Linked DNA regions of Homo sapiens: region 1 is linked to region 2. A link is a loop called in an ENCODE intact Hi-C map of the cell type or tissue named here. Cell type or tissue: B cell. All regions are shown on one strand. Links, peaks and the distances in the headings refer to the core of each region. The heading gives the core; the rest is flanking DNA.

What was found. Hi-C counts contacts between places; a loop is a spot of excess contacts. Peaks named below come from ENCODE experiments on the same cell type or tissue, not always from the same donor. Only the 100,000 strongest peaks of a DNase experiment are listed, where the experiment ranks them.
Region 1: it touches region 2 in a loop (4-fold over the local background); 1 of 110 quality-filtered maps calls a loop at or near these places.

The regions. Positions count from the first base shown.
Region 1 is chr9:134,264,230-134,274,685 of GRCh38, reverse strand. LOC124902299 (a long non-coding RNA gene) reads right to left here and starts at 7,022. Exons shown (of 2, transcript XR_007061836.1): 1 at 6,939-7,022; 2 at 6,265-6,380. RefSeq lists enhancers at 1-753, 6,660-7,292. In B cell, for the core only: no CTCF peak of the experiment used is centred there; a DNase peak (open chromatin) is centred at 6,115; H3K4me3 peaks cover 637 bases; H3K27ac peaks cover 263 bases.
Region 2 is chr9:134,384,590-134,395,045 of GRCh38, reverse strand. All of the region lies in intron 1 of RXRA (retinoid X receptor alpha), which reads right to left. Among named protein-coding and RNA genes, the nearest start is that of MIR4669, 10 kb to the right of the region's middle. RefSeq lists enhancers at 3,014-3,223, 3,264-3,753, 3,804-3,903, 4,284-4,373, 4,734-4,783 and 2 more and a silencer at 1,769-2,063. In B cell, for the core only: no CTCF peak of the experiment used is centred there; DNase peaks (open chromatin) are centred at 3,025, 3,585, 3,915 and 4,255; H3K4me3 peaks cover 1,104 bases; H3K27ac peaks cover 2,792 bases.

The sequences.
Region 1 (10,456 bases), core at 3,055-8,054, 120 kb after region 2:
AGGTCCACCTGGGTCCTGAGTCTGGATTTGTGGCTCACACAGGACAGCCTTCCTCTAAGGAAGTTGAGAAAGCTTAGGGAGCCCTCACTTCACAGATGGAGAGACTGAAGCCCTACAGGGACTTGCCCAAGGCCACACAGTGAGCTGGAACCTTCCAGACTCCAGTCCCTGGGCCGAGCTCCACAGCCCTCCCTAGGACACGTGTCAGGAGGTCCCTGGTGAGAACCTTGAGGGACACCAGGCCTGGGGGAATGCCCCCCAACCCTGTCCCTGAAGTGCCATCTGGACCCCACAGGTGCAGAGAGCCTGGCCTTCAGGATGGCCACCAGCAATGTCCCCCAAACTCAGGCCATCTGTGACGGGGACCAGGGACCCAGTGAGACAAGCAGGAGGCCGCACAGTCCACTTGGTCAACTGTGAGTGCCCTCGCCCTCCCCAGCAGGGAGGCTTGGGCATCACCCTGTTCCTCCGAGTAGCCTTCTTCCCTCCCTAGCTCATGGGCCTCAGGTGCATCCGGGCAGCCCCTTCTGGCCCATGGCATCCAAAAGGAAGCTCTTGTCCACTCCTGGGCAGCTTTTTTCATTCCCTCATTCATTCATTTTCCCTTGAGTATTTGGTGAAGGCCTGCGCTGGGCTCAAGGGAAGCAGTGGTGACTGATTGGGTCCTGGGCCCTGAGGACTTTGGTCCTGGGGGGTTTGGGGGAAGGCAGGTCTACCAATAGGTAGCTTTGATGTGTGGCTGGGCCTGGGCTGGGCCGAGCTCAGAGCGCACATGTTGAGCGCCTAATCCAGACTGAAGGGATCAGGCAGGGCTACCTGGAAGAAGTTGCATCCAAAAAGAGACACCAAGGATGGGAGGAGCTATGCAGATGACAAGAAGGAGGAGGAGGAGGAGGAAGAGAGGAAAAGCAGGCAGGTGGATGAAGAGAGCCGGTCCCTTCCAAAGGGGCAGAGCACAGAGTGGTCAGGGTGGGCAGAGGAGGAACTGGGGCTCTGTCCTCTGGGCAGCGACATCTCTGTGTGCCAGGCCTGGGTGGAGGGAGCTCTGGAGACGTCACGCAGCCCCTACAGCCTGCAGTGAGTGGGGGCCTGAACCTGGTACTGCATGGTCCAAGGAGAGAATGAGCAAATGAAGGGGCCAGGGGGTGCGCGAGTGAGTGAATGAAATAGAACAAAATGTAACTCAGCATCAGGGCGGGACTCGCTCCAGACCACCCTGAGAGCAGGATGCCCAGAGTGCCGGCAAAGCCACCAGGCCCCAAGTGCACAGCCAGCAGGAACAGGGACCCTGGCCCGCGGGGCTGTGGTGAGGAAGGCAGATAGCCTCTGTCCCAGAGCCACAGGGAGTCAGGGTCAGGACGCTCCTGTCTGGGGCAAGGCTGGATCACACCAAAGCTCAGGCTTCCTGGGGGCCTGCAGGCCGGGCGAGGTTTCCAAGGCTGTGCCCAGGTGCTGTGTGGGGGCTGCATGAAGAGTGTGGGGCCATCGCTGCTTCTTTCTGGCTGGAGGCCCCTGGCAGGCAGTGGCGCAGGTATGTCTGCCACTGTCCAGGAGCTCAGGAGATGACCCAGCCTCCCGGATGCCTTTGTCCCATCACCCATTCCGGGCAGAGCCCGGGGCTGAGCAGGCTCAGGGCATCCCTCCAGCCCTCCCATGCAGAGTGGGGGTGAATGCCCCTCTACAGATGCCTGCACACAGGGGCCCATAGTTGGACAGGACCCCCCCCCAGGGCCGGCCTCCCTGCCAGAGCTGGAGGGGGGAGGCAAAGAATTCCCGGAGGAGGTTGTGGCAGTCAGGACAGCAGGCAGTCAGGGCCTGGGCAGTCAGGGTCTGGGCAGTGGCAGGCAGGAGACGGCCGCAGTGGCCAGGGCTGGGGAGTGTTTGGCACAGGGACGTACAGAGGACTTCGAGCAGCTGGCAGGGACTGCGATGACCTGGGCCCTGCGGGGGGAAACGAGCAGCTGGGCTTGGTCACAGACTCTGTACCAGCCTGGGGCAGGGCCCTGGGAGGCTGGGGTACCCCAGTTCTCTGCACAGATTGAAGAGTCAGATGGACTTAGATTCGACACCAGATTTACAGCTGAGCAGCTGAGTGGCCTTGAGCGAGTCACCGAGGCAGGCTGGGTTCAGCTCTTCGTCTGTAAACGGCTTCAGGATTCTGCACCTGTGAGGACCGGGAGCAAATGAGAACGTGCCTGCCACTCACCTCACAGCCCACCTGGGAAGGGCCCCTTTCGTAGCTCCACCCCTTGGCTTCGGGTGCAGGTGCTCCTCTCCCGGAAGTCCCCTTCCCCCCTTATGTTCTGCACTTCTCAAAACCCCCATCCCTCCTTTAGGGCCAGAGCATAGCACCTGCCCTTCCTGGGGCCGCCCGCTGGCCCCAGGACCTTGTCCCCTCATTTCTGGCTGCTTCACAGTGCCGGATGCAGTGCTTTGCTTGGTCTTGGTCAGGGGTACAGACCAGGGCCATCTTCCAGCAGCTCTGAAGAGCCAGTGCCGCTGCCCAGAGCCTGGTGTTGAAGAGGATGCTGAAGTGCACTCCAGCTCTGCAGGAGGCACCGCTGAGAGACACGGCCACGGTGGGAGTGTGGAGTGGACACAGCAGAACATGCGTCTCTGGTCCACGGGCAGGGGTTTGAACATGAACAGCGGGTTGCCGGCATGCATAACTTAATTGCAATAATTAATGCATGGATACCTGCTGGATGACAGGGGTGAGGCGGTCCCAGGCAGCAGCAGGAACCGCCTCCTTCTGCTTGGGTGCAGTGTGCACTCCCCAGAGAGGCAGCGGTTGGAAGAGCAAGAATGCTTACGCTTTGTATCTGTTTTCTGTTGCTGTTCTACCACACACTCAGCAGCTTGGAACATGCATTTCTGACCTCACCATTGCTGTAGGTCGGAAGTCCAAGCAAGACTGAGCCGCGTGCCCTGCTCAGGGTCTCACGGGGCTGAAATCTCAGTGGCAGTTCAAATAGGCCAGCACTCCTTTCCACGGTCCCTCAAGGGGTTGGCAGAACACGTTTCCTTGGGGCTGTAGAATTCATAGACGCTTCCGTCTTCAAAGCAGCAGGGAGGTCGGGGAGGGAATCTGCTCCCGCAAACCTCTGCCTCTGGGCTCGCTTCTAAGGTGCTCCCCTGATTAAGCCAGGCCCACCCAGCATCATCTCCCTTCTGATTAACTTAAATCCTGCAGAGTAGGGGATTTATCTGCACAATCCCTTCACCTCTGCCATTTTCTACTAGCTGGAAGCAAGTCACAGGATTTACCCACACCTAGGGGAGAAGGTCACACAGGATGGGGGTCACTTCAAAATTCTGTCCTCATCAAGCACCTGTGGAGTGCCAGCCTGTATGCTGGCACCTGATGTGCTTATGGAATTTCATTCCATTTCTTTTTGAGACCGAGTCATGTGCTCATAGAATTTCATTCCATTTCTTTTTGAGACCGAGTCTTGCCGTGTTGCCCAGGCTGGAGTGGAGTGGTGTGATCACAGCTCATGGCAGCCTCAACCTCCCGGGCTCAGGTGTTTCTCTCACTTCAGGCTCTCGAGTAGTTGGGACTACAGGGGTGCTCCACCACGCCTGGCTGATTTTTTAAATTATTTTTTGTAAAGACGGGGTCTCACCATGTTACCCAGGCTGGTCTCAAACTCCCGGGCTCAAGCGATCTGCCTGTCTTGCCCTCCCAAAGTGCTGAGATTATAGGCGTGAGCCACCATGGCTGGCCCTTAATTCAGTTCTTTCAAGATAAAGCTGGTGGGTATTCCCTCCCCCACTCACTGTTGGCCCTGAGGGTCCTGCATGGCTGCTTCTGCCAGTCCCTGGAGGCTCCCATCCCCTCCCCTGCCCCCAGCTCACCCCTTTCAGCCACACTTGACCTTCCCTCTGTTCCTCAGATGCACACGGCTCTCGCTGCCTTGGGGCCTTTGCACAGGCTGTTTGGTGCTCTCATCACTTGGAACACTCCCCTCCCTCACCCGCACTCCAGCACCTTCCCATCCTCCAGGACTAAGTTTCAATGTTACTCTTAGCTGGGCATGGTGGCTCACACCTGTAATCCCAGCACTTTGGGAGGCCGAGGCGGGCGGATCACTTGAGGTCAGGAGTTGGAGACCAGCCTGGCCAACATGGTGAAATCCCGTCTCTACTTAAAAATACAACAATTAGCTGGGCATGGTGGTGTGTGCCTGTAACCCCAGCTACTCAGGAGGCTGAGGCAGGAGAATTGCTTGAACCTTGGAGGCGGAGGTTGCAGTGAGCCGAGATCGCGCCACGGCACTCCAGCCTGGGCGACAGAGCGAGACTCCATCTCAAAAAAAAAAAAAAGTTACTCTCCCAGAGATGCTGACCCTAACCATGCTGCATCATCCTGTCTCGGGACCTCTGCTCTTCACCTTCACAGCCACTTAGGCTTAGGCCTCGTAGAATCTCATCTGTGCATACCTTCTGTTTGTCTCTACAACTGGACAGCGAGATCTTGGTGGCCAGGAACTTGCTGTTTGGTCACCATGTGAACAAACAAGGTTGGTGCCCGCGGTGGTGGGCAGGATTCTAGATGCCAGCAGGACCCCCTCAAGTGTGGGAGGAGCAAGTGAGTGTGATAGGAAGGACTCCGTGAAGACACTCCATGAAGGGTAAAGGGTGAAGACACTTCGTGAAGGGTGAAGGATGAAGGCACTCCGTGAAGGGTGAAGGATGAAGGCACTCCGTGAAGATACTCCATGAAGGGTGCGTCCCATCACACTTGCTTGTTCCTCCCACACTTGAGGGACTTTGCAGATGTAATTAGGCTTCTAATTAAAATTTTGAGATAATCAAAGGGGAGATGAGCCCTTTAAATCTGGGTCTGGAGGTCAGAGGCAAAGGATGTCAGAGTGTCTTAGACAATGGCAGACCTCTCCTGCTGGCCTGAGGGAGCAAAATGCCCTGTTTTGGAGAGGACCATAGGCAAGGAGCTGGGGGTGCTGGAGTTGCTGGGAGCAGTCCTCAGCAGACAGCCAGCGAACAAAGGGACCTCAGACATGCAGATGCAAGGAAACAACTCTGCCAGTCCCACAGGGCAGCCTGAACTCAGCTCTTCCCCAGTCAGGGCTCCAGGTGAGAACACAGCCCAGGACACACCTGAACACAGCTCTTCCCCAATCGAGCTCCAGGTGAGAACATAGCCCAGGATACACCTTTATTTCAGCCTGTGAGACCCTGAGCAGAGTATCCAGACAAAATGTGCCAGACTGCGACCCACAGGGCCGTGCTCAGCCATGAGCTGCTGGAAGCCCTAAGCTGGTGGGAATTTGTTTTGCAGCGATGGCACCCCAGTACGCCACCCACACCCTTTCCACCCACCATTGCCTTGTCACTCCCAGGGCAAGGGTGGACACTTATCCCAGCTCTCACCCCTCATTGGGTAACACTGTGGTGCAAATTCTGCACTAGTTCACATGGTCGCAGGTGGCCTTGAGCTCTGGTAGCCCACAGTGGTGACCTAAACACACACACACACACACAGTCTTGAATCCTGCTCTCGGGGTCCGTCTCAGGCACTGTCCCCTGGCCCCCAGCCTGGCACCTGCATTATAAATTCCCAATTCACATAGAAGGAGAGATGTTGGTAACCCGCCTAGGGTCACACAGCTTGTGAACGGGGAAGCTGAGATTCCCACCAGGACCGCCTCCTCACTGTTCAGCTCCACCACTCAGGTCACAGCCCACGTGGCAAGTGAATGTGACTGCTGTGGCCCTGGGTCCTCACTGCAGCCTCTCCCAGACTGAAGAAGGAAGCAGTCAGCAGACCACCCTCCCATAACCCAGCCCTTTGCCTGTCAACACAACATACAAGCTCATCTAGAAATAGATAAATTTACTAGGAGGAACCGGAGCTTTAACAAAGAAAATTGAGATGCCCGAAGGGGGATGTCTAATTTTTATCCCATTTCACAATTGAATTGTAAATCGTGTTGGAGCTAAGCTCCCAGGCCCAGGTCTGATTGCACTGAGACATGACTCGGAGGAGCGGTCGAGGGCTGCAGCCACTTCCCCATACCCCTGGGCTTTCCCCTCCGGCCCCGCCAGCTCCCAGACCAACGCAAACCGCAGAGGATGCAGGTGACCCTGGGCCCTCGGGCTGCAGCTGAGCTCCTGAAACCAGCCCATGGGGCACTGCTCAGGTTCACTTGTGGTGAGCAACACCAGGGGCTCGTGTTGGCAGCTCATTGCAGACTCAAACGGCAGGATGTTTGTGAGGTTTAGACACTGTAAGAAGCGAGGTTAGCTTTGGAGATCGGGTTTCCATTTATTTACGAACAGTCTGATGGCCGCCTCCGTGTCCTGGGCCTTCTCATTCACAGGCGCCCACAGCACTCTCTCCTGGATCCTTCCATGACCTGCAGAAGGAAGCCCCACTGTCCCAGCGTCCAGGCGAGGAAGCAGAAGCATGACCCAGCCCAAGACTCAGAGCTGGGCCGTGGCAGGGACAGACTGCCCACCAGGATCTGCTTGGTGGGGACACTGGTGCCTTTCACAATGACAGGCCCTTCCTTGTGTGCTCCAGCACTGGCTCCTGATAAGAGTGACACTTGGAGAGCAGCAGTCCCATGAGGCAGACATGCATGACAATCGGTTGCCAAGGTCAGGGTAAGCGGGCGACTTTAGCCCTCACGTGGTGAGGTGCTTGTGCCTGTAGCGTGCTGCTGGCTGCAGCTCCGGCCCTGAACCCTCCATCCTGGCGGGTAGGAGGCCTCGCCGGCTGGACAGCAACAAGCACAGGGTTTAGACCCAGAGCAGCAGGAGCCTTTGCTCCCTGCCCTTCCGACCTCCTCCCTGCTCATTCCAGAAACTGTTCCTATTTTAGGCCACAGTCACTTCTATGCCACCTAGGAAGACAGCTGGGGCCCCACTAACAAGCACACCATCCTGTTCTTCCAAAGCAACCAAAGTCTTACCTTCCTGGCCACTCTGCAGCCCCCTCAGCGACCCCAGGCCTTGCCTGCTGACACCATGTCCAGCCAACAGATGTGGACATGAGCCCGAATTTGTCCACAGCCTGGCACATGTGTGAGAGAAGAGAACCAGGGGTTCTGAAGACAGCCGGTGAGGAGGAGCAACCCCCCTGGGCCGGGCCGGGGATTCCTCTGTGAAGACGGAGCCCTGCGCCCCTCCAGCCATGCCGGCCCACACACCTGCTGGCTCCCTCTTCTGGCTGCAAGCTCTTCTCCTTCTGGGAGGGAAGCTTGGGGCTGGGCTCTCCACTTCCTGAAGGCTGCCCTGTCCTGACTCTCCAGAGGGTTCCACTGACAAGAGCATGGATGCTTCTCTAAGTACTGATGGGCAGGTACTCAGGGAACCCTCAGGTCCCGAAGGCTTGGGGATTACGATCCCATTTGCCAAGCCTCCGGTCAGACTGTGGTGGGTGGAGAGTGGGTATGGGGAGTACACCTTCTGCTGAACTACTCTGAGGAGAACCCTCACCCCCAAGAGCCCACCTCCACCTGATTTCAGCAACTGCACCCCAGGAAGAGGGCTCCACTTCCGCCATGAAGGGGAGCAGGGGGACCTGCAAGCATCACCCTCCTCAGTAGCTGGAGACCCGGCCTCAGGGGACTGCACTTAAAGTCAAGAGAACATTTGCTAACAAACCAAGCAGTCCATTCCCACCCCACAGAGGGGGCTCAAGCAGTATGTCTTTACAGCTCTCTATGGAAGCCTGCAGTTTCTAATCTAGACTGAAATGGTAGATGAAAGGGATCCATCCATTCATCCATCCACCCATCCATTTATGTATCTACCCTACCATCCATCCACCCATTTGTATATCTACCCTACCAACCATCCATCCACCCATCTATCTAGCCATCTACTTTACCATTCATCCATCAAGCCACCCATCTATCTACCTACCCATCCATCTATCCATCTACTTTTCTATCCATCATCCACCCATCCTACCACCCACCCATTTATATATCTACCTACCCTTCATTCATCAATCCACCCATCCATCTATCTACACGTTCATCCTTTCCATCCATCTATCCATCCATCCATCCATCCATCCATCCAACCATCCAAACACCCACTCACCCAGGTATCCATTTACCTACCCTTCCATTCGTCTATCCATCCATCTATTCATCCATCCATCCAACCATCCTAAAGCCACCCACCCAGTTATCCATTTATCTACCCTTCCATTCATCCATCTATTCATCCATCCATCCATCCATCCAATTATCCTAACACCCACCCACCCAGGTATCTATTTATCTACCCTTCCATTCATCTATCCATCCATCTATTCATCCATTTGCCTATTCAGAATTCACTTAGCAACTATCATGTGTCTTACTGTTTAGTCCCAGAGGGTCCAGATGCACCAACCTGGTGTCTGCCCTTAAGACAGACACAGACACATAAACAGATGCTTGTGAAACATCGGGTACAGGCATTCTGTGTGGATGGCACTTAGCCAACAGGACTGTGCGCCGAGGTTGTGCAGTGCACTATCCCTGCACCATCTCATGAAGGTCTTCCTGCTGAGCCCCTTGCCCGCCTTCCCTGCTGCTTCCTATCCCCTTACTTTTGCATGTTCTAGAAGTAACATCCTTCCCTCCAGTCTAAATATCCAAATCCCACCTGTCCTCAAGATGCAGCCCAAAGCTAATGCTTTCTGTGTGTCCCTGAGAAGCACTTAACACACTGTACCTCAACAGCCTTCTTTGTCTGTTTCCTCTAGACTGGGGGCTCCCTGGAGGGGCAGGGGGCCTGTCCTATCCTGTTCACATCAGCATCCCCACACAGACCCAATGCAAGAGCTGATGCTTTTAAGAAGTGTTTGCAGAAGGAAGAAATGAAGGTAGGGAGGGAAGGAGGGGGAATGGTCAGAGCTCCCTTTGGTGACCCACCCACCAGGGATTCTGGGCCCTGGCCGTCTGTCCTTCTGGCCTGGTGAGCTGCCTTCCCTCTCTTCTGTGGATCTGCATGTGACACCTGGCACCTTCTTTGAGGATGAATCCTAGCCCATGGTGAAGGTGCCCTCTTGCTGTCCCCAGCCCCAGGCCACAGGATCCCCACATCTGGATGGGGACTGACCTACCCCTTCCTGGGTAGGAGACTTGCCAGACTCAGCCGTAGGAAACTGACAAGTCTTTGGAAAGCCCCTGGCCCTGCCCTGCACAACCAGCCCCCACCCCAGCGATTCTCAGCCCAGTGGGGGCATTTGGGAGTTTCTTCAAGGAACTGGCTCATCTCTAGGGGGCACCCTGGGAGGTAGAGCTCCTGGTTCATCACTTTTCAGTAATGGCCACTTAGAAAACCTGCCTGTTAGAGAACCTCTAAACGAAGACCAAGGGCCACAACCTTGACCCTTGGCCCTGGGCACGAGACCACATTTCCAAGCACACACCATTTAATGTTTAATCTCCTGTGAGGCTTCCAACTGCTAATGACACGACATTAACTTGAACAAATAAGACCATTCAGAGGAGCCGACCTGGAATCTGTGAGGTGTCAGCCAAGCCGTCACAGTCCCTCTGGCCACAAGGGTCTCGGCTTGCCCAGTCTAGGGGCAGGGGGTAAAAAACCATCCTAGTTCCCCAGCTGTCTCGGGGTGGGAACGCAGTGGGGGCCGCAGGAGCTTGGAGCCTCACCTAACTCCCTCCTCCACCCACCATTCCCAGTTTCTCAAAAGGGAACTCCGCCAAGAAGTCTGCCCACAGAGCTGACGCCCCACTCTGCCTGCACCCACCGGAGTCAGCACTCTTGGGGCTGGGCCCTGGCCACTGTCCTGTCTCCTCCACTCTCTGAGGGTCAGGGTGATGAACCAGCAAGCACCTTTCCTAGCCGGGCTTCCCCTGAAAGCAGCCCCCGGGACAAGGATGCAGGTGCAGGTGGAGACCCCCAGAAGTGCCGTGAGGAGCAGCTTGGGAGGGACAGGGACAGGAACGGGCCTTCATGGGGTGGGGGGGGTATCTGCTGCGGGCAAGGTGGCTCCGTACCGCAGGCCTCTGTGAGACGGCAGAGCACACCCTGGAATTGTCCCCGGGAGGGACACCTGCCTGTCATCTCCCTGGCTGGAGGGCCATTCAGGGGCATCAACTCCCAGCACCTCTAGCTGACCTCTCCTGTGGCCAGAGAAATGCAGAAAGCCAAGAGGGGGCGCAGTGACCCCCGCCGCCATTCTGCAGATCCCACGAGCCAGGGGCTGTGTGGGTGAACCTTTGCTGTCACTGCCTTCAGCTCCTGGGTTAGCTCTGCTCACTTGGAAAACTGCCAGGAACACTCCACCATCCCCATTTCAGAGATGAGGAGACTGAGGCCCAGCCTGGCCACGTGGCCTCACCAGGTGATGGTGGAGCCGGGTGTGGGCTTTGAATTTTCGGGCCATCTCCCTGAGTCTCCAGGTACCAGCTGCGTCTGCAGGACTCTGAGCTCAGAGGCAGGGAGAGACCCGCAGAGGCTGCCC
Region 2 (10,456 bases), core at 2,142-7,141:
CCGGCCTCTGCCTCTGTGAGTTTGGTCCCCCAGGTTCCACGTGACCAAGAGACCCTCAAGGACTCTGAATGCCAAACCCACTTTTATTATCACCACCCCTGCACAAATGCAGAGAAAGCAGGGTCTTGACTCCCTATCCGCTCACCCAGGAGGAGCCAAACACTGGCCTCTCCCTCCTTGAGCTCCATGGGGCCCCCTGACATTGCCTCTCACACCTCTGCCCTCCCAGCCCAAGAGGCCCCCATGGTGGGGACCTTGTCCAGTTTCCCCAGTGCAAGATCAGGGGCTGGCACAAGGGGAGACTGGGAGACGCAGGGTAGTGAGGGGGCGTGATGTCAAGATGAGGGGACCAGGGGTGCTGCCTGAGGCCTCTGGCCCCTGAGGCACGTAGCGTGCAAGTGCAGCTGGCCAGGCAGCTCAGTCCGCAGGGGATCCAAAGGCAGGGGTAGATCTGCAACCCAGACCTATGAGACCCTGCCCGGGCCTCCCCCAGAGACCTCCGCGAGCTGCCAGGGCATGAGAATGAGGAAGAGTGACCCACACACCTTGACCTTCTCCAAGCCTCAGTCAGGAGACACCAACCAAACACCCTTCAGTCTTGACTGACCTCAAACTCCCAGGGCACAGGCAGTGGCCCTTCATGGAGACAGGCTCCATCAACACCCAAAGGGCCTCGGCAGGAAAACCACTCTTGATTATAAAACTCAGCTTAAAGCAATGTCTGTGAAGGCATCCAGCGAGCGTGCAATGACACATCTGCACTGTCACTGCCATCAACATCACCGTCATCATCACCACCGTCATCACCACCACCATCACTATGATCACCATCACTCACCATTAACATCACACATCATCAGTCATCATCACCACCATGATCACCACCATCACCAACATCATCAACACCATCATTACATCATCATCACCACCACCACCACCGTCACCATCACTACCAGCTGAGCAACCCCTTGCCCTGCTCCACTGTGCAGATGGCAGGCTGAAGCCTAGACAGAGAGGTTGACAAGTTTTGTCATAAATAGCAAGGGGATGGTGTTTTGGGTCCTCTTGGCCATACTGAGCAAGTTGAGGACTGGCCAGCGGCAGAAGGAAGAATAGGAAGTGGTGCCGAGGCTGATGGCCACCCTTGCACAGCCCACTCATACAGCCCAGGGGCGCTGGGGTTAGACCCAGTGGTGGCAGGTACAGCTGCAGCCCAGCCACAGTGAGGGAAGTGGGAAGCACACACAGGAGGAAGAGGGTGCTCAGGAGGGGGCTCCCCATGAGCAGTCAGTGCCTGCACCCAGGAAGCATTCAAGACAGAGCTGAGAGGTGAAGACACTCACTAACTGGGGCATGAGGGCTAGGGTTTTTGCAGGAACCCCACCCTGTCATGCCTACTCCCCTGAGAAGCCCACCATGGGAGCTGCGGCCACAGGCCTCACACCAGGCCCAGCTACATTCAACCAGATATGCACGCACCACCTTCCCCGAGTCTTGCAGCCGTTGCTATGATCACCCACCACGCTGGCAGGGCTGCCAGATGCCCATGGCGGCCACTGTCCAGGGATGCCCCAGGCGCTAAGGGGCACACTTAACCTGGGACCAGGCTGCCTGAACCACCATGGTTCAGAAGAGGAAACAGCCCCAGAGCAGCATCCACTCCCAAATTCTTCACAGCTTAGAGGCAGATGTGGACAGGAGGGGCACACCTGGGCCAGGCAGCTGGGAGGTGCAGGCCAAACTCTTGACAGACCCCTGGTCCTCTGTGACCCAGCCTCCTGGTTGTGTCATGCCCCCTTCACCACCCTGTGTGTGCCCCAGTGCTACAGGGAGAAGAGCGCCCAGGTCGCTCATGGCTTTAGGCTGACGGCAGAGCCGGCTGCACCCCTCCCTGCCCAGCTCGCCCTGCACTTGGTCCGATGCCCCAGACGCTGGCTCAGGAAATGTCAATTCCCTACTGTCATTTCCCGCTTCCCCATGATTCCCGGGTTTCCCAGGGCAGGATGGGTTTTTTTTTTTTAAGAAGAAGCCAAGTAACCACCTGCAGAACTGGCCCCTAACAGGGACGAGCAGGCAGGGTCTGTCCCTAGAGGGCTGAGGGGCTGGCAATGACCGGCCAGTGACTGTGGGACTCGGAGCCCCATCCCAGAGTGCCTGCCCAGGGACGGGTTCCCAACGCAGCCGCTACTCCTCCACTCCCACGACTGGCACAAACCTCAAGGGACGCCCATCCCCAAGGTGCAACCCGCACGGCCAAAATGAAGTCCTGAACCCAGGGGCCAGGACCAGGGACCGCAAATCTGAGGCTGGCCCTTTTAGGAGAGCTACAGGGCATCTGATTTTACCAGGAAGCACCCACATCCCCCAGCCTAAAGATGGCTAGGGTAAGCGAGAATTCAGGTAGCCTCATGGACGGAGTCACCCACCCATCCCAGGGACCCAGAAGTCAGGAGGGCTTGGCCCAGCCAGCGCCAAGGAGGAAGCCAGAGGAGAGCCGTGATGGAAATCGCGCAGCTCTGGGGCCAGGCCTGTCCAGCCACGCTCGCTCCACTGGTTCCCAAAAAGGAGCTCCTGCCATGGGGGTACAGGGAGGAGGTGGGCTCAGGGCCACCCACCTAGAAAGATGCCAAGGGGCCCCGGAGAGTCCTGAGAGCTGCTTTCCAGCCACAAGGCCGGAGACACTCGGTAAGCTGACCTGTGCCCCTGTACGGCCATTCCCCCCGGGGCATCGTGAGCAGACCACCCATCTGCTGCCTGGGGCAGAGGCTAGGAGGGTGGGAGGGCGGGAGTCAAGCCCCAGTCCTGGCAGAGTCCCCGTGGAAAGAAGCGGAGTCACGGAAAGGGCGTGACCAAAGGCGTGGGGCCACCAGGAAGCTGGGAGCCCCAATCGCCTGCATGTGACGTCCTTCCCACCCTCCCCCTCTGCAAAATGGAGGCTCTGACACCGGGGCTTGCCCTGCACACTGCACCAAGCCAGGTGACTGTCACGGCCCCCTGCAAACACACAGACTCCATCATGTGGTAGAAGAGCTGCCGTAGGCCGCAGCTACCACAGCTCAAACACCTAACTGCAGGTGCACGCCAGGCCAACATTTCATTACATGAGCTCACAGAAGTGTGGTGACAAGGGGGAGCCGCTCCTCCTGCCCCCGTCCTGCAGGGGAGGAACCAGGGCTCAAGGAGGCGAGATGTTTCCAAGCCCGGAACAAGAGCTGCCGGGTCAACGCCTGGAGGCCTGGCTTTCTGAAGCCTCGGTCCACCCCTTGGCCACCCCTCGACCACCAGGGTGGCCAGACACAGCAGACACCCATGAGCCCTGAGAGTTCCAGCAATGACGCCCACCTTGGAGGACGGGTACCAGCTCGGGGACTTGGCAGAATGCTCACCTCTCCAGGGCCAGGCAGGGGCTCCTGGGCAGCGCAGCCTCCCTTCCAGGCCGTACCCCTGAACTGTGTCTAGCACCACCACAGGGCCAGACCTTCGAGGAGGGTGAGTGGGAAGCAGGGGAATTCCTGGAGAAACCCCGCCTGCCCCACAGCCCGCCTGTGTGGCGAGGGGGCCCCCAGCCTGTGGGCTCCTGGGGGTAGTTTCCCTTCAACAGGAAAAGAAATGATTCTTGTTTCATTTTGAGCCATGTTGCTCTCGGTGGCTCAGAGGCCCTGCCACCGCTGCCAGCAGCTCTGTCGTGGAACGGCCAGGCTTTCCACCCTCAGGGCGGCTCTCGTCTCCACCTTCATGTGCACGGCCACCTGGCTCAGGAACACCCCTGCAGTTCCTCAGGTCCCACCTGTGGTGGAGCGTGGCCAGCTCCATGCCAGAGGCCAACACGATGGTTCAGTCGGGGACTCTGAAATGATCAGGGCAGAGGATGCTCCCCCAGGCATGTCCTGGGGCCTGGCATGGGGCCGGCCTCTCTGGGGGACATCCCCAGTCTTCCCACGGCCCGCTGAGCAGCACCATTTGCAGATGGGGGCACCGGTGCTTAGAATAGGCAGGGCATGGCCACCGGGGCCACGCGGTGGACAGAGTCCAGGCAGGGAACCCCTGAAGGACAGAGCACCTGCTCAGCACCCAAGGCTGGCAGTGGGGACCCTCTCCAGCTGGTGCCGGCTTTCCAAGAATCCCCTCCACACCCGTGCCATAAGCCCAGGCCCACCCTAGCACGCAGCATCCTTCCCACAGAAGAGGCTTACCACCCACGCACCTGAGCCGGATGCCTGTCATGTGCAGGGGCCTGACTGGCGGGGCATCTGCAGACGGGGGACAGGGCCTCACCCATGAGACAGACCAAGAACGGGACGTCAGCCCGCTGAGCAGGACTTCCCCCATCACAACCCCAACATGGGCGCCCTCCCTGCCTCTGCCACTCCCAGGGCTGCGGCGGAGCTCAACGACACCAGCCCAGAGGCTCAACTGCACCCAGAGTTGCCTCTTCCGAGCTCAGCCTCAGCACGTCCCTCCTGCCCCGCAGAAACTTGCTGAGGGCCCGGGTCAGGCTCATCACCACTCTGAGCGAGACAAACCACCCCGTGGCCACAGGCGCCACAGGCCCCACAGGCTGAGCCTCAGAAACCTCCCTCCTGGCTGCCGTGCCTGCTGTGTAGGGCCTGGCCCCCCACCCACTGTCCCAGACTGGGGGCTTTGGACTTTGGGAGTGTAATGGGGAGCCCTGGGAACTTCTGGCAGCGACAGAGTGGACCTCCCGCCAAGTGACCCGTGGAAGGGACGGCAATGGAGAGGAGGGTGTGCTGAGCTGGCTTTAGCCTGGCCTGGGCTAGGTCTGAACTTGGCCACTTCTAGGGGCACCCGGGCCCCTACCCACTGTGTGTCAGACTCCCCCTCCCCTTCCCTTAAGCCCAGGGATTGGGGAGCGGACTCCACCCTGCACCAAGGAGATGCCGACCCAGGAGGCCGAGAGAAAAATCCTGCCGGGGAATGCAGGCAAGCGCAGGCTCCGGCCTGCTGCCCCCAGGACGGCCACCCCCATCCTCATCAAGGCTCTGACCCAAGGCCTCGCTGTGTCCCCTCCCAATCCCACCAATCGGCACATATCAGGGTACTGTGGCAGCAGGAGGGGACGAGCCGCTGGCCTGCAGATGCGAGGGTGAACAGGTGGCAGGCAGCTTCTCTGCTCCTCGGTGCCCAGCCCCAAGAACCTGAGACGGGGCTGCAGCTAGCACGCACGGTAACTCCCAGCCTAGCCGGCAGCCCCCAGGGGCCTCGGAAGGAAGGGGAGGGATGGAGAGGCCAGCTGCAGCTATGGAGTCTCTGTCCAGACTCTGGGTGACCCCATCCACAGAGTGCCTCCCGCAGGAACGTCTGCCAGCCCCCTCTGTACAGGCAGAGCCAGACATGGCCAAGTCCAGACCTTGCCCAGGCCAGGCTAAGGCCAGCTCAGCACACCCTCTCCACCACTGTCCCCTCCACTGGTCACTTGGCAGAATGTCCACTCTGTCACCATCAGAACTTCCCAGGGCTCCCTATTACACCCCCAAAATCCAAAGCCCCAGGCCTAGGATAGAGATGCCCAAGCCCTGGCCCCGCTAGCCCTCTGGGGCTAGCCCTCTGCTGTCCCAGGGCTCCCCATTATACCCCCAAAGTCCAAAGCCCCCAGCCCGGGACAGAGGCGCCCAAGCCCTGGCCCCCTAACCCCCTGGGGCCAGGCCTCTGCTGTCCCTGTCCAGCACCCTTCCCAGCCTGCTTGGCCTCACCAACGTCCACTTCTCTGGATCCCACGAGCAACCCCCCGGGGGTGACCAAAGCCAGCGCCCACGTGTGCAGGGAACCCAGCAAAACTGCATTTCCACCATTCTCTCCCCTCCTGACAAATCCGGGAAAACGGGTTCCGTGAAATGGCAACAACGTGCAGTCTGTGCCATCCAGAGGGGCAGGGGACGGGAGCGAGCTGAGGGCGTCCACGACAGGACCGGCCAGGTGGCGGATGTGACTCTCCGAGGAGGACCCAGGAGACCAAACCCCTCCTTGGAGGACCAGAGCTTGGCAGGGAGGTGAGTGGACACAGGCCTGAGGCCACCCTGGAGGAGGCAGGTCACCGGGTCTCAGCCCTCTGGGGCATCCAGCACGAAGGAGAGGAGCCAGAAATGTGTCTTCCAGGGCTTCTGACCCACACCCAGTCCGTCAAGCAGCAGCCCCCACCAAGCAGGGAGGGGGCTCTGTCCCTCCAGAGAACTCACAGCCTCCAGACACCTGGAGACCCTCAGCATCTGCCCCAGGGCACCCGGCTGTCACCTGGCTCACAAGGAGGAGGAGGCAGAGGAAGGACATCGAAGGATGACTCCCCTCCCCATCCAGGTGCAGGAAGACCAGGGAAAGGGGCCGGGAGAGCCCGATGCGCCCAGAATGGCGGCCACCAACTCCACAAGCTAAAACTTCCATGCGCCTGACTCACAGGAGAGGCTCCTGCTCAGGGTCTTTGACTCAGCTTCACACACAACACTAACCTGATGCCTCAGATGACTCCCCAGAGGACAAGCAGTCAGACAGAGGTAATCGTGGGAGAAAGGACCGTCACCAGGAGGCCATGGGGAAAGGTGCACAAATCAAAGTCCAGCAGCCAAAAATACAACAGACCCTGGGCCCCACTCCTGCGTGAGAGCAGAACAACATCCCAAGTCATTCCCAGAAGAGACAGTAAGTGCGCTTCAGGAGACGCTCAGAGTGCCTGACCCAGCACCAGATGCCCGTAGTGACCCCAACACGTGTGCCTGTGCACGCAAATGCACATACACACTCACACACACACTGCTTCTAGCTGAGAACACCAAAGACATCCCCCAACCCTGACGAAGAGCACAGTCTAACAGCCTAGGACCCCTGACGGAAGTGCACAGTCTAACAGCCTAGGATATTTTCTGCATAAAAGTAACTTAATACAAACTCAAACCTCCTGTCACATCAAGAAAGCTGACCTGGAAAACTTCTGCGCCCACTTTACAGATGAGTAAACCAAAGCCAAGAGCTGAAGAGGCCTCTCTGTGGTCACCATGGGGTGCAGCGATAAGTGCCCTATAAGCGCTTCCTGCCCTCCAGGAAGAGCTGCCGAAGGGATCTGAATTCAAACCCCCCAATGTCACCTCCAAAACAGAAATCAGAGTTCTTTGCTGCAAGAGGCTGGGGCTTTCAAAAAACCTTGGGCTCACAGAGTCAGGCTGGGAACGGGCCTTCACGATCACTCCAGACAGCCCAAGCGAGGCACGGGCTTGGGGAAAAGGGGAGAAGCTGAGCCCAGAGATGCCCAGGACAGGCTCATGGTCACCAGCTAGTCAGGGCTGGCGCCGGGACAAGTGTGCGAGGCAGGCACGCCGCACGCCTGCTGCTTACTGACAGCACAAAATGCGGGGAACGCTCATGGACGGCTCTGTGAGGCAGGTGGTCCTGGTCAAGGACTGCGTGGTCCCCAGGTGCACTGTTCTATTTCAGGTGTCAGCTCCAAAACCAAGTGGCTCCCAGAGACTGCCCGGCACAGCCTCGCCTGGCATCCATCAATGCCCACGCAGTGCTGAGGAAGGCTGGGCTAAATATTTACAAATTGCGAAAGGACTTTTAAAAGGCCTTGGAAAATCGAGATGGTCCAGGCTTGCACCCTGGCCAGACCGATCTGGTTTGAGTCCCTCCCCGAGGCTCCCCGTGGTCTTGGGAAAGTTACTCCACGGCACTGAGCCTGTCTTCCTGTACCGTGGGCGCCGAGAGCGCATCCTTCTAGGGACATCTGTGAAGGCACCTGAGCACTCTCCACATGGGCCCTGGCACTCTGTGCATGCCAATTAACAGACGTCCTTGCCAGGAAAAAGAAACGGGACATGAGCCAGGGCCGGGCAGGGCGGAGCGGCCGGGAGCCGGCTCTGGCCTCCACCAGCAGGATGGGTGTGGGGACCCTCCGACTCAGCCCCCTCACTCCCTGCAGAGAAGGGCTGCCCCTATGTCTCCCCTCTCACCCACCCGACACCGCAGCCACAGCAGCGGCCCAGGGCAGGCAGAGGCTGAGCAGTCTGGCCGCTTAAGCCCCCTGCTGCTCTCTGGCACAGTGTCCCAACGCTGGGCCCAGGAAGACGGGGTCAGGTCCACTGCACCCCTCCGGCTACACAAGTCCCTGCCACAACCCAGCCTCAGTTTCCTCATCTTTAAAATGGGAGTGGGGCAGACCCCAAGGGGTCCTCCATAGAGCCTCAAGGTAAGGAGAGGGAGGAGAACCACCCACGCTCCCACCCTTGCCCAGAGCCCAGAGCCCAGGTCTTTCTTCTGGAACAAAGTGGCCTGAAAGGAGCCCTCAGGCCCAGACACCCGGGGGGACACCAGAGACCCCAGTGGTCCTGGCCTCGGGCTGCAGGGTCTGGCAGACCCAGGGCCAGCCTCAGTTTGCTGTTGCTGACAGTGGCAGCCTGGGAGAATCAGAACGCTCCCATGACACCCTCAGCACGGCCACGTACGGAGCAGCCGTGACCAGACCACAGGCATGCTCCACGGAGCGGGGTGTCCCAGACCTGGCCCCCATACCTCCCCAGCCTCTCCCGACCTGGGGTCCCCAGATCCTCTCCCCCACAGCCCCAGCAGACATGCCATGAGTCCCACACTCCATAGGCAAGACACAGGCACCCACCCAGGCCACACGGAGTGGCCACCAAACCTGGCCCTCACCTGCCAGCCACCTGCGGTCCCCCGCCCGCCAGGCCAGTCCACCGCCCGACAGAGAGGCAAGGAGGTGCAGCCTCATGGCGAGGGCAGGCGAGAGGTCCCACCACAGGGGCGGCCCCATCGGCCGCTGGCCGGCGGGCTCAGGGTCCCACAGCCTCGGGTGATGCAGCGCGGCGGCTGAGCGGGCAGGAAGGGGCCTGAGGGAGGTGCCTGAGCAGAGCTGGAGTCTCTTCCAGGCAGCCTGGAGCTGGTCGCAAGCAAGTGGTGCTCATGCTGGCCCGGCGGCCCAGTTCCCCTTTCCCAGAGCCGCCCGGTCCCCCACCCTCAACCAGACACCTGTGACCACAAGGCGGCTGCCATTGGCCAAAGCCAAGAGCTTCTTGGAAGAGGACAAGGACCCCGGCCTCATTTCCTCAATCCGAGACACGACCGTCACACCCGCAGCTGGTGCCGCAGATGGTCTGCCACCCAGCAGGGGCCTGGGCAGAGGACAAGGGCAAGGCCCGGACGTTGGGCAGCCCCAAGTTCAAATCCAGCTCCACCACAGCTGGCTGCCCACTGTAGGCAAATCAGGTGACCTGGCTGGGCCCATTCCCCATCTGCGTGCTGGGGGGCGATGGCAACAGCCGCCCCAACATGGTGCCAGCCGGCATGCAGGAGTGCTGGAAAACCGGATGCAGGGTGCCTGTCCTTGTCCTGGCCTGGAGTGGTGGCCTGGAAGAAGCCCAGGCATTGTTCGGGGGCCACCACCGCTCGCGCAGGCCCTCACATCCCCACCGTGCCATCCCCACCTGCTCCCAGCAAGGGCCACACTGAGCAGGGAGCCCTAGAGAGGCCAGCATTACGGATCCTGGGGGGCGTCCTGTGGGGGCGTGGGGGACGCAGAGGCCCGAGTGGAGGAAACAAGCAGGGAGTCACCGGGCCTGGCAAGGCAGGGGCCGGAATGGAGCAGAGCCTCGGATACTGGTGAGGCAGGGCCTGAGCAGCTCTGGATGGAACCCGCCTCGAGAGGCTTGAGGAAGCACGCGGGGGAAGGGGCCTTCATGGCTCCCAGCCTCCCTCCAGCCACACAACGAGGGCTTTCTTCCAAGGCACAGAATGCCTTTTGTGGCCCATCAGCCAATGGACAAGCCCCGGGCCGGTAGTGAGTGTGGGGGTGTGGACGTGCAGCTTTCAGCCCTGCCAGCCCCTGGCATGCTAGTGGGGGTCCTAAGTCCCCATCCACCCAGGAGGCCTGAGAGCCAACCAGCTCTGTCCACAACAGGCTGCCCTGCCCAGGCTGCAGAAGCCATGGCCCGGGAACCAGGCCTCAAGGAAGGCTGCGCAGGGGTAGCTCTGAGCAGCAGCGACTCACGGCCCACACCCTGTCTGTGCCCATCCCAGGCCAGGAGCTTCCTGCCTGCCCAACCAGTGCTGGGGACAGGCCGCCAAGATGTCACACAGGGCTGGAGGGGAACCAGAAGTCTCCTGTGATGGCACCCCCACATGCTCACACCCGTCTGAAAACCCTTCTGCAGGCGGTGCTCAGGACTGGAGGCCAGGCTGGCCCTGAACCACAGGAGGGCACTGCCCCGCCTGAGCACAGGGAAACCCACTGCCCACAAAAGCCCAGGGCACCAGCGTCAAGGCAGCAGGTGGGACACAGAGGGCTCCTTTCCTCCTGGAAGACAGAAAAGGGCCAGAGAACCCTCGCCCCCAGGCCGACCGGGTGACGGCCCAGTACAGCCCCACCGCAGCCTCTTCCTCCAGCTCTGGCCCCTGCCCCCCAGCACGCCCTGCATGGGTCCACACGCTGCTCACCCTG